3 separate regions of the Homo sapiens genome follow, and all the other regions are linked to region 1. The links are chromatin contacts, found by Hi-C or POLR2A ChIA-PET in ENCODE. All regions are on one chromosome and are shown on one strand. Each heading gives the region's core, a stretch centred on a gene start or an enhancer-like site at or near the end of the contact. The rest is flanking DNA. Distances are from core to core; before and after follow the strand shown.

Region 1 (4,327 bases), core at 1,828-4,327:
TTCACGCCATTCTCCTGCCTCAGCCTCCAGGAGAATGAGTAGCTGGGACTACAGGCGCCCGCCACCCCACCTGGCTAATTTTTTGTATTTTTAGTAGAGACAGGGTTTCACCGTGTTAGCCAGGATGGTCTTGATCTCCTGACCTCGTGATCCACCCGCCTCAGCCTCCCAAAGTGCTGGGATTACGGGCGTGAGCCACCGCGCCTGGCCAGTTGTTTTGTTTTATTTTTTATTTTTTTTGAGACCGAGTTTTGCTCTTGTCACCCAGGCTTTCAGCTCACTGCAACCTCCGCCTCCCGGGTTCAAGCGATTCTCCTGTCTCAGCCTCCCGAGTAGCTGCGATTAAAGGCGCCCGCCACCATGCCTGGCTAATTTTTGTATTTTTTAGTAGAGACGGGGTTTCACCATGTCGGCCAGGCTGGTCCTGAACTCCTGACCTCAGGTAATCCACCTGCCTCAGAATCCCAAAGTGCTGGGATTACAGGCGTGAGCCACCACGCCCTGCCTGGAGATAAAGTTGTTTTTTGTTTTGTTTTTGAGACGGAGTCTCGATCTGTGGCCCAGGCTGGAGTGCAGTGGCTCTATCTCAACTCACTGCAAGCTCCGCCTCCCGGGTTCACGCCATTCTCCTGCCTCAGCCTCCTGAGTAGCTGGGACTACAGGTGCCCACCACCACGCCCGGCTAATTTTTTGTATTTTTAGTAGAGAGGGGGTTTCACCGTGTTAGCCAGGATGATCTCGATCTCCTGACCTCGTGATCCGCCCGCCTCGGCCTCCCAAACTGCTGGGATTACAGGTGGGAGCCACCATGCCCGGCGATAAAGTTTTTAATAATCAAATGCCAGGCCTCCTTTCCTATGCATCGACGGCAGTCTAAGTGGTCCCTAAGTGGTCCCTCCAAATCCCACCATCCTCAACACTAACCAGACACAAGCAACTCTGTAGGTCACTATACCAGGTAGTCAACAAGGAATTTAAATCCTTGGTTATGCTTGGTCTTCTGGCCCATGCATTCCAGAATGTAGCTCCTCCCCCATCATGGCAGGACATCCCCTCTGTACTACCTTTTCAGTCTCTCTTTTCTGATGGCTCCTTCTCCCTCCCCACCTCTCCTCTGTTAGCTGACTTAACTGCCAGAGGTCCTGACCCCCTCCCTCTTCCTGCCACTCCACCAGCAATATCTTTCTAAACACAGGTCTGGGTCACACCACTCTACTGATTAAAAGGCTCCCCAGACTCCTGCACCCCGCATACAAAGTTGGAACTCCTGAGCACAAGGCAGGCCCAGAGCTCGCACCTGCCAAGCTGGAGGACTCCCAAGCACTATTTTAGGTGCTCATGTACATGTGGTTCCCTGTGTCCAGGCCTTGATGTCCCCCACTAATTCCTGCTGGCCCTGAAAACCACAGCTCAGGAATTCCCTCTCTCCTCAGGCTACTATGTGAGCACGCTTAGCGGGCAGACACTATTAATCATGGGTTCCCTGGTCCCCACTGCCCCCTAAACTGAATTCCTTAAGGGCAGAAGCAGACTCTTTTACATGGGTCCCTAGGATCTACCACAGAATTTGGCAGGTAGTGAATCAAAATATTTGTTCAAATGAATAAATGCATTTTGCAAAATCAATTTTTAAGAACAGTGAGGATTTGCACTGTGCCTCTTTTAACAAAAGCACATGTCAGCACAAGCTTTTATATCCCATAGGGTCTTCACATGATGGATCCAACTCCCTACTGAAATCTGATTTCTCCAAAATACAGGACACAGGCCATGAGCTCTTCTTCCTTAGTTCACAGCAAAAAAAACCCACAAAAGTTCAACTAAACTTCTCCATACTCAAACTATGGATTTTTATGCCTCCAAAATGTAGTACGGTTGAATTCTTTTTTAGAACAGGAACATTCCAAAATAATGTCTCTGAACTTAACTAAGCATAGAACCTGATAAAACTGCAATACCCCATCTACACCAGACTTTGCAAAACACCTGAAAGCACATCCAGCTCTTTATCTGGAATTATGTCCTATAAACACCACCTTCCCTTCACGGAGTCTGGCTTCTATGCCAGGAGTCACTTCTACTCGCTTATTTAGGGAAGCAGCAGGCTAGAATCTTAAGTTAGACTCTGCGCTATGAAGGTGCTGTCCCAGGCTCTTGCCTCAACCAGTCAAAACTTCATCGTCACCATTAAAACTAATTCTGAAGCAACTCGATTTACAAAAATAAGAACTTTTCAAGTTATAGAGATTAAAGGATGCATTTTAAGTTACCAGTTGAGTTTGTAGGAAACTAACTTAGAATTTATGGCAAAAAGATTCCAAGCCGAGACGACATTTTCTGTGGAGACACTATCCAAATACACTCGCAGGTGAACCAGGTCTGCCAAATACAAAGTGAAAAGGTAGTAAGTAAACAAGCTTCCAAAGGAGCTCAAGTAAGGATGACGGAACCCACCAAGGCTCTGAGCAGCTCTGACAGAGCAGTGGCGGCAGCGGTGCCCTTCCCTGCCTCTAGCGGGGCTCGACTCCCCACAGTCGGAATCCGGCCCAACTGGGCCACAACCCCTATTGGAAGCCAGGGAGGCGGCCCGCAGGCGGCTCACGACCGCGGCCAAGGCGCAGGCTCCACGTTCCCGGGAGCGCGGGCCGAGCTAAGGCCTGGCCCATCGCCGCGGCGCGCGGCCCGGGCCTTGCAGCCGAACGCTCCGAGCCTTTGCCTGCGGGACCCAGAGCAAAGGGGCGGCTCCGCCCGGGCGGCACCGCCTCCTCACCCACAAGGACGTCCGCGGCCGTGTCCCCGCCCCGGGCCGAACAGCGAGCAGCAGCAGGTGTTCCGCGGAAGGCTCAGCCGGCAGCAGGGATGGGGGCCCAAGCAGCCAGGCACAGCGGATAGGGCGGGCGGTGCACTCACCCAGCGCCGGCGGGAGGACCGCGGCAGGTGTTCGCTCCTCCTGGCCCCAGGACGCCGCCACCGCCGCTCCCCGGGGATTCGGCGCGAAGCTGCCGCCGCCGCCACCGCCAAGCCTAAGAGGCGCGAGCGCCGCGCCGCAGCCTTCGCGCGAGCACGTACCGGGCGGTGAGAGGGCGCTGAGCGCAAGGGCGGGGCGCGCGGCCGGAGCCTAGCAACCGCCTGACACGCGAGTGTTGCAGCCAATCCAGCGGCCAGCTCCGCGCGGCGCCGACTGGCTGTCCGCGCGCCGCCGGCTTCTGCCTGCGTCGGCCGCTCCGCAGCGCGCCGCACCCGCGCGCAAGCCCCGCCCCGGCCAGCACCTCTCTGCTCATTGGCTAGCCACTCCCCCGCCCTAAAAGTCACGCCCCATTATGGAAGCCTCGCCCCCACGGCCAGGGAAGTCCGTCCCGGGACACACCCCGGCGGTCGGTCCCGGTCACTCGGAGCCTTCAGAACCAGTAGTGTGGGGGAGGGGCTCCCCGCCCAACTTCAGGCCTTTGGGCCTCTAAGACTAATCAAGGGACAGTCAGGACTGCGAACTGGCCCAGCAACTGGCCACCCGTCGACTGCGTTCAGCCCTCCTTATTTCCTTCGAATGCAAATCAAGGGGTATTTCTAAGCCATGAGAACAATCAGGAAGCGTTCTCTCAATTGCAAAGGATGAAAGCCTTGCTGCCCGGCCCTTACACGGATGGGAGACTGAGGCCAGGGACAGGAGGAGCGGGAAGCTAGCTCATCTCCTAGAGCCTCGCCCACAGCAGGCTGGGGAGTCGGAAAGCGCCTCAGGCCTAACCCTCGTCCCCTCCCCCTGCCTGGAACACTGGAATCCGACGCCTGCTCTCCTGCCCAAAATAGCTCTAACTCGCAGGCGCTGGTCACTCACTCCTAGTGGCCTGCATTCTTTTGGTGGGGGAAGAAATAAGAGAGGGGGGTTGCTGCCTGGAACATTCAAGGGGAGGGTCCTAAGGTAGCTCTAGCTCTCCCCAGGACTTAACCTGCAGCCCCCCACCCCAAAAGCCCCAGACTTCACAGTTACTGAAACTGACAGTTACCGGATGGGTCTGGGAATGAGACCCGTGGTGGGCTCTGCTTCTCATCCCCACACCATGCGCAGGATGGGTCCATTCCCTCCTTGGCCTGTGGCCAGGCTGGAATTCCAGGCCTGCACTCTTGACAGCAAGCACATTCTGAACACAGAACTGGCTGCCACCAGCCATGGTTTCCTCCCTGGATCCCGGAGAGCTCTGGGGCTCCCTGGCTTTCCCTCCCTCCTCAGGAGCGTCTGGGAGATGCAAGTTGCAGAGATAAGAAAGGAATGCCCCATCTCCCAAAAACATACCTTTTTGCAATTATCTATACTTCAGTGTCTCGGCTCCAA
Region 2 (4,022 bases), core at 297-2,796, 550 kb after region 1:
GGTGCACATTTAAATGAAAATTTAATTTTTAATCATCTCAAAGTTAAATATCCGAATTCTACTTGAAAAAGTGGGCCGGGCACTTTTTCAAAAAAAATTTTTTTAAAGGTCATGCACAGTGGCTCACGCCTGTAATCCCAGCACTTTAGGAGGTCAAACCGGGAGGATAGCTTGAGCCCAGCAGTTCAAGACCAGCTTAGGCAACCTATTAAGATCACGTATCCACAAAAAATTTTACAAATTAGCCAGGTGTGGTGGTACGTGCCTGTGGTCCCAGCTACTTAGGAGGCTAAGAAAGGAGGATCACTTGAGCCCAGAAAGTCGGGGCTGCAGTTAGCTGTGATCGCCGCCACTGCACTCCAGCCTGGTGACAGCAACTTTGTCCCGCCCACCAAAAAAAAAAAAAAAAAAAATTTCCTCCAGAGCCAAAGTCACATGTTCAGGGGACCTAACAACCAACCATCCTGGGCTTGCCCACCACGCACAGAACACGTAAGTTTTAGTGAGTCTGAAGACGTTTACTCCAGATATGATCACTAGCGCTGAATTCAGGTCATTTACTAACTACACCTCCGAAGAAAAACGACTTGGCACAAAACTAGAAATCAGCAATTTCGTTTCAAAATCCTACACTTTGTATCTGTCTTTTCTAATACGGTGACCACTAGCCACATGTGGTTATTTAAATTTAATTACACTTAAAAAGTAAGTAAAATTTAAAATTTAGTTTCTCAGGTGCACTAGCCTACAGGTCAAATGCTTAACGGCCACGTGTGGCTAGTAGCTACCATGCTGAACAGCAAAGGTAAAGAACATGTCGCTATGACAGAAAGTTCTATGGGACCAGGCAATGAACAGTACTAAGGAGAAGTCATCCAAGAACGCGGCTGCCCAACCAGCTTCTGGCGAGGCGGCGGCACAGCTCCGGGGCCGCACATCCCTAGGGGCGCCGCGGGCTCCGGGATATTCGCGCGGACGCGGAGCCCGCGAGCTGGGGATACCCTCCACAGGCGGGCGTTAAACCGCGCGGGCAGCGCTGCGAGAGCTCCCAAAGATGACTCGAGTGGTGAGCCCCGAGGCGGCGCGTTTCCCCGCCGCGCCAGACAGGGAGAGAGGGCCTAGATGTGCCGGCGCCGGTTGGTCAGAGGCGGTGGCCTCTGACCTTTCCGAGAGCTGAGAAGGCGGCGGGAGGAAAAAAGGCAGACACACGCTGGGCGCCCGGCCGCTGACGGCGGGTAATGCTCGGACAACGTGCCGGCGACGGGGAGCGCCCGGGCCTCCCGGGCGACGGCGAAGGCGGAGTCCCGGCCCGGCCAGGGAGGCGCGCGGAGAGGCCCCCCCAGCGGCCAGCCAAGGTAAACAAGGCCGTGACGTGCGCCGCGCACTTACCGGGAGCTGCGGCCTCGCGGCCGCTGAGCCCGAACAAGCCAGACCGGGTCAGGCCGGGCCAGAGGGACCGGATTGGGGCGAAGCGGCAGCGGAGGCGGCGGGCCGACGCCGGTCAAGCCCGCGCTGCTTCCTCCAGAAGAGTCGTCCCCACAGCTCCGGAAGTGCTTGGCGCCGTTGCGTCACTTCCGGATCGGGGTCGACCCACGGTCGCTCGGGTCGCGACAGGCTCCCGGCTAGAGGGCCTGTTTAGCGCCGCCTCCTTGAAACTTAGCGCTCTGACCCAGAGTCTGACCAGGGTACGGCAGGCGCCGACCGCGTCTGGAGCCACTATTCGCCTACCAGCGTCTCCCGTCGAGATGTTTTTAACCAGCGCGTTTCTCACCGGCTTCTCATTTCACTGTTTGTACTCCGGGATCGGGCACGGAGAAGACATCCTGGCGTCAGTGGAGCAGATAACCATTGTTTCTCGGCCGCTATCTGGTCAGAGGGGAGCTGGGCCGGGAAATTCTGCCTACACCCCGAGGCGGTCGCAGGGTGGCCCCAGAGCCGCAACCACACCAGGCTTTCGCTTCCCCTGCCGAGGCCTCGTTCGCCGCGCAGTTCTCCGACTTACGGTCACCGTGCAAGATTGCATCTTAACTGCCTTGCTTGCAGTTTCTTTTCACAGTATAGGAGTTGTCATCATGACTTCCAGTTACCTTCTGGGACCGGTTGTCAAATGATGTGGCTAGAGACGGAGGCTCACTCAGATTGTTGCTGCACCACAATGGAAATGCCAGTATGAAGCCGCTGATGTTAGGAAGGCTCCAGGTTGTGCAATTCCATAGACAACAAATCAAATCATTTCCAACCATACTGGAGTCGCGTATATACATATTCAAGACACCTGTGCAGGCCGGGCGCGGTGGCTCAAGCCTGTAATCCCAGCACTTTGGGAGGCCGAGGCGAGTGGATCACGAGGTCAGGAGATCGAGACCATCCTGGCTAACACGGTGAAACCCCGTCTGTACTAAAAGTACAAAAAAATTAGCCGGACGTGGTGGCGGGCGCCTGTAGTCCCAGCTACTCGGGAGGCTGAGGCAGGAGAATGGCGTGAACCCGGGAGGCGGAGCTTGCAGTGAGTCGAGATGGCGCCACTGCACTCCAGCCTGGGCGACAGAGCGAGACTCTGTCTCAAAATAAAATAAAATAAAATAAAAAATAAAACAAATAAAGACACCTGTGCTGGCTGGTCGCTGTGGCTCATGCCTGTAATCCCTGCACTTTGGGAAGCCGAGGTGGGAGGATCGCTTGAGCCCAAGAATTTGATGTAGTGAGACCCCCCTCCTTTCTACAAAAAAATTAAAAATTAGCTGGGCGAGGTGGCACACACCTGTGCATCCCAGCTACTCAGGGGGCTGAGGTGATATAGGATCGCTTGAGCCGAGGAGGTCGAGGCTGCAGAGTGCCAAGATCGCACCACTGCAGTCCAGCATCGGTGATAGAAGGAGACCCTGTCTCAAAACAACAATAACAAACCATACAATGTAGAAAGCCATTAAAAATCATGCCGCGTGGCCGGGCACCGTGGCTCACGCCTGTAATCCCAGCACGTTGGGAGGCCGGAGCCGGCAGATCACGAGGTCAGGAATTCGAGACTGGCCTGACCAGCATGGTGAAACCCTGTCTCTACTAAAAATTTACAAAATTTGCCGGGCGTGATGGTGGGCGCCTGTAGTCCCAGCTACTCGGGAGGCTGAGGCAGGAGAATTGCTTGAACTCGGCAGGCGGAGGTTGCAGCGAGCAGAGATCGCGCCACTGCACTCCAGCCTGGGGGACAGAGCGAGACTCTGTCTCAAACAACAACAACAACAAAAACCTTGTCGGGTGGACTGCTCTGCCTATGGAGTAGCAATTACTTTTTTTTTTTTTTTTTTGAGACGGAGTCTCGCTCTGTCGCCCAGGCTGGAGTGCAGTGAGAGAGCCGCTATCTCCGCTCACTTCAACCTCCGCTTCCTGGGTTCAAGTGATTCTCCTGCCTCAGTCTCCCGAGTAGCTGGGACTACAGGCGCGCACCACCGCGCCCAGCTAATTTTTTTTTTTTTTTTTTTTTTTTGACGGAGTCTCTCTCTGTTGCCCAGGCTGGAGTGCAGTGGCGCGATCTAGGCTCACTGCAAGCTCCGCCTCCCGGGTTCACGCCATTCTCCTGCCTCAGCTTCCCGAGTAGCTGGGACTACAGGCGCCCGCCACCACGCCTAATTTTTTTTGTATTTTTAGTAGAGACGGGGTTTCACCGTGTTAGCCAGGATGGTAATTTTTGTATTTTTAGTAGAGACAAGGTTTCATCATGTTGGCCAGGATGGTCTGGATCTCTTGACTCCTTGATCCGCCCACCTCGGCCTCCCAAAGTTCTGGGATTACAGGCGTGAGCCACTGCTCCTGGTCTCCTTTGTTTCTTTACTTCTCTAATAAACTTGCTTTCACTTTACCAAAAAAAATGAAATAAATCATACTGGGTGGCAGGGCATGGTGGCTCAAGCCTGTAATCCCAGCACTTTGGGAAGCCAAGGTGAGAGGATTGCTTGAGCCCAGGAGTTGGAGACCAGCCTGGGCAACATAGTGAGATTCCATGTCTACAAAAAAAAGAAAAAGTT
Region 3 (3,963 bases), core at 107-2,606, 620 kb before region 1:
ATTGACAGTGATTATCTAAGGTGGGGAAGTGGTGGGGACAAACTGTCAACGTTAAAATCGTGCTAACATTTTGTTAACAATGAGCAAAACCGGAAGATTAAGCATATTTTAAAATATTAGATTCCAGATTTAACAGAATCATAATACGGAGCAAGCAGAAGACTCCTTCCCTGCTCCTACCTTAGAATTACAAAGCAAAAAGGGCAGAGCTACAATCAGCTCCTTGGTTTTGTATCAAAGCAACTCCGTGGGATAGTTGACCGTTAAAACATTAATCCAAGTGTCTTCATTAATACAAGGAGCAACATGAAATTCAAACACTTCTGATGAAAAATGTAAAACCTCGTAGAAGCTGGGATACTGAGCTGACTGAAATCTACTACATTAATAACGTATCGCATAAGACAAGAGCAAAGCTAGAAACGACCTAATTCCTAGGTAACAATAACCACCACGTCTTGAGCCAGTTCTTATGACTACAAACCACTGAGTAGTGAACAGCCCGGCCCCCCGCCCCCCGTTGGTAATAAGACATCACACTGCTGGACCGCGTTCGATGAGCGCGAGGTCCGAAAAATCAGTTCCAGTAGTCTCTGGAAGCCTAGTCTAGAGCGAATGCTCAACGATTTGTTGAAATTAATAAATGAAAAAGAACCACTGGGGGGAAACAAGTCCCGGGGCATATTCACTGGTGCCGCCCCTTGTCTCCCGGGCGGTGCCGGCACCCACCTCCGTGGGGTCTCGCGGCCGAGATGGCGGCGTCACGGCCTGCTCGACCGACTCCAGCGTCCGGCCTGCCCTCCCCGCACATGCCCCTCCCGCCTCCCAAGAGGTTCCAAACCCGCAGATGGGCGATCACCGAACAGCTTTTCGGAGAGGGCGATTCAGTTGCAGTTGAGCGGGGGATGGCGGCCAGAGACTGCCAGGGAGCTCCCAAGGAGTGCCCGAGGGACAGGCGACGGCTCCACTGCTCCGTTGGGCTGAAGATTAGGGGACGTGTATCCACAAGGGGCAAAGTCACAGCCAGAAAGAAGCAGGCCCAAGGCTGAGCTGGCTGGACACCCTCTGGAAACTGACAGAGCTGGCAACAAGGAAGGGCGCGGCCCTCCAACGCCTGGGGTAATTTAGCCCCTCTACAGAACCGGCTGGAGCTGATCAGTCGCCTCCGGCAGCTGACAAGGGAGGCTTGGGGGCCAGCCCAAATGGCAAGAACCTACCGTCGTTACAGACAGCCGCCGCACTTACCCCAAGGAGAGACCGAAGCAGCAGTAGCGGTTCTGCGCCCCAGAACCTCCAACAAGGTTCGGCGGCTACACAAAATGGCGCCTCCGCCGACGGCCGTCTCCTACCCACAGTACCTCACGCTTATCCCCTCCCCCTGTCACCCGCCTCCTGCGGAGAAGTCCAATCCTCGAAGCGGCCTGGCTGTGCGAGGGCTGCCGGGAAATGTGGTCGCCAGACCATCCTGTCACTTAGGACGCTCTGTGTTAATGTCTTGCAATTCTCTTCTAAATCACTACAGAGTTGTCGATCGGCTTTTGCAGACCTGGATTAGTTTTTAGGGCTCCTATTAGGCATGTTAATAATTCTTTGCTTTTGCTACTAGCGCCGTAGAGAGTACAGTTTGCTTTCACTGGCACGGTGTAAAACATTGTCTAATTCTACTTCAAAAGGAGACCGTGCGTGAAGTGGTGGCTCACTCACAAGCCAGCATTTTGGGAGGCCGAGGCAGGAGGATCGCTTGAGGCCAGGAGTTCGAGACCAGCCTGGGAAACACAGTGAGATCCTATCTCTACAAAAAATAAAATTAACTGAGCATGGTGGCGTGCACCTCTTGTCCCAGCTACTCAGGAGCTGAGGTGAGAGGTTCGCTTGGGCCCAAGAGGTCGAGGCTGCAGTGAGCTGTGATCTCGTCACAGCACTCCAGCCTGGGGACAATGCGAGAAACTGTCGCTAAAAAATAAAAAGGAGGCCGGTGCTGGGCGCGGTGGCTCACTCCTGTAATCCCAGCACTTTGGGAGGCCAAGGCGGGCGGATCACAAGGTCAGGAGATCGAGACCATCCTGGCTAACACGGTGAAATCCCGTCTCTACTAAAAATACAAAAAAATTAGCTGGGCATGGTGGCGGGCGCCTGTAGTCCCAGCTACTTGGGCGGCTGAGGCAGGAGAATGGTGTGAACCCGGGAGGCGGAGCTTGCAGTGAGCCGAGATTGCGCCACTGCACTCCAGCCTGGGCAACAGAGTGAGACTCTGTTTCAAAAAAAAAAAAAAAAAAGGCTGGACGCAGTGGCTCACGCCTGTAATCCCAGCACTTTGGGAGGCCGAGGCAAGTGGATCACGAGGTCAGGAGCTCAAGACCAGCCTGACCAATATGGTGAAACCGCGTCTCTACTAAAAATACAAAAATTAGCCGGGCATGGTGGCATGCACCTGTAGTTCCAGCTACTAGGGAGGCTGAGGCAGGAGAATCACTTGAACCAGGGAGGCAGAGGTTGCAGTGAGCTGAGATCGTGCCACTGCACTCCAGCCTGGGTGACAGAGCAAGACTCAGTCTCAAAATAATAATAATAATAATAATAATAATAATAATAATAATAATAATAAATAAATAAATAAAAAGGAGGGGCCAGGCATGATGGCTCATGCCTGTAATCCAAGCACTGTGGGAGGCCGAGGCAGGTGGATCAGCTGAGCTCAGGAGTTCGAGACCAGCCTGGCCAACATGGCTAAACCCCGTCTCTACTAAAAATACAAAAATTAGCTGGGTGTGGTGGCGCACACCTATAATCCCAGCTACTTGGGAGGCTGAGGTAGGAGAATCGCTTGAACCCAAGAGGCGGAGGTTGCAGTGAGCCGAGATTGCTCTACCGCACTCCAGCTTGTGCAACACAGCAAGACTCTATCTCAAAAAAAAATAAAAATAAAAAATAAATTAAAATGAGGAACATTAGTTGATCGCTTTACTAGATGCTATATTATTGCCCTAGATGCTTTGCAAACATTTTTGTTTGTTTGTTTGTTTGAGATGGAGTTTTGCTCCTGTTGCCCAGGCTGGAGTGCAATGGCACAGTTTCAACTCACTGCAAACTCTGCCTCCCAGGTTCAAGTGATTCTCCTGCCTCAGCCTCCCAAACAGCTGGGATTACAGGCACCCGCCACCACACCCAGCTAATTTTTGTATTTTTAGTAGAGATGGGGTTTCACCATGTTGACCAGGCTGGTTTCGAACTCCTGACCTCAGGTGATCCACCTGCCTCAGCCTCCCAAAGTGCTAGGATTACAGGCATGAGCCACCGCACCCAGCCAGAACTGATTTTTCAGGTCATACAAATTGAAAACTGTGCCTATACCATTAGTTACAGAAAGTTATACATCAGTTACAGAAAACTGTGCCTATACCATTTTCTTCTCTCTCTGGAAAACAAATCTTTCAAGAATAAGTGGAGGGATGTCAGTGTATATATCTATATATAGGTATATACACAATACATATATAGACGAAAAGGTAGAAATATAATATATGTGGTGTGTGTGTATTTAGAGAGGAAATATATACAATTTATGGGGAAGCATATATGCAAAATATCAGAAAAGAGTACATGCATTAATGAAATTTAAAAGTTAACATTGATGACATCACTGCAAACCCTACAATGGATGATGCAGATGCCAAGAATCTAGAACTCACTAGACTTCATAGCCACTAGCCGTTGCCTGCCTTGTCCCCAAAGCAGTTCAACAAGCACCTTTGGATATTCCTGAGGTGCTTGCTGAGCTGGGCTTACCACCAGTCATAAAAGCTATATAGCTATTCACAAACCTCAAAATAATCTTTTTTTTTTTTGAGACGGGGTCTTACTCTGTCACCCAGGTTGGAGTGCAATGTCATGATCTCGGTTCATTGCAACCTCGACCTATCCAGGTCAAGAGATCCTCCCACCTCAGCCTCCTGAGTAGCTGAG

Evidence for each region. A loop is a pair of places that touch in the nucleus more often than their neighbours do. ChIA-PET counts read pairs that join two places held with the same protein, here RNA polymerase II (POLR2A). Pooled maps may share reads with other maps.
Region 2: a map of naive thymus-derived CD4-positive, alpha-beta T cell shows a loop between it and region 1 (7-fold over the local background). The contact joins the promoter of ARIH2 here to the promoter of DAG1 in region 1. A Hi-C loop is called at or near these places in 1 of 168 maps with a recorded cell type or tissue (naive thymus-derived CD4-positive, alpha-beta T cell), 1 of 37 single-sample maps with no recorded cell type and 11 of 50 pooled maps. POLR2A ChIA-PET finds 5 or more read pairs at or near these places in 5 of 52 experiments (AG04449, GM12878, IMR-90 and 2 more).
Region 3: a loop to region 1 is called in a pooled map, with 9 times the contacts of the local background. The contact joins the promoter of RBM5 here to the promoter of DAG1 in region 1. A Hi-C loop is called at or near these places in 1 of 37 single-sample maps with no recorded cell type and 6 of 50 pooled maps. POLR2A ChIA-PET finds 5 or more read pairs at or near these places in 3 of 52 experiments (OCI-LY7, activated B cell and activated T-cell).

The regions. Positions count from the first base shown.
Region 1 is chr3:49,469,017-49,473,343 of GRCh38, reverse strand. DAG1 (dystroglycan 1) reads right to left here and starts at 3,077. Exons shown (of 3, transcript NM_004393.6): 1 at 2,911-3,077. RefSeq lists a silencer at 2,659-3,398.
Region 2 is chr3:48,916,366-48,920,387 of GRCh38, reverse strand. ARIH2 (ariadne RBR E3 ubiquitin protein ligase 2) reads right to left here and starts at 1,546. Exons shown (of 16, transcript NM_006321.4): 1 at 1,390-1,546. ARIH2OS (ARIH2 opposite strand lncRNA) reads left to right here and starts at 1,003. Exons shown (of 1, transcript NR_161301.1): 1 at 1,003-2,600. RefSeq lists enhancers at 416-1,166, 1,167-1,918, 1,644-2,113, 1,919-2,669 and silencers at 1,224-1,303, 1,374-1,473.
Region 3 is chr3:50,086,312-50,090,274 of GRCh38, reverse strand. RBM5 (RNA binding motif protein 5) reads right to left here and starts at 1,356. Exons shown (of 25, transcript NM_005778.4): 1 at 1,246-1,356. RefSeq lists enhancers at 317-907, 1,069-1,178, 1,219-1,388, 908-1,499.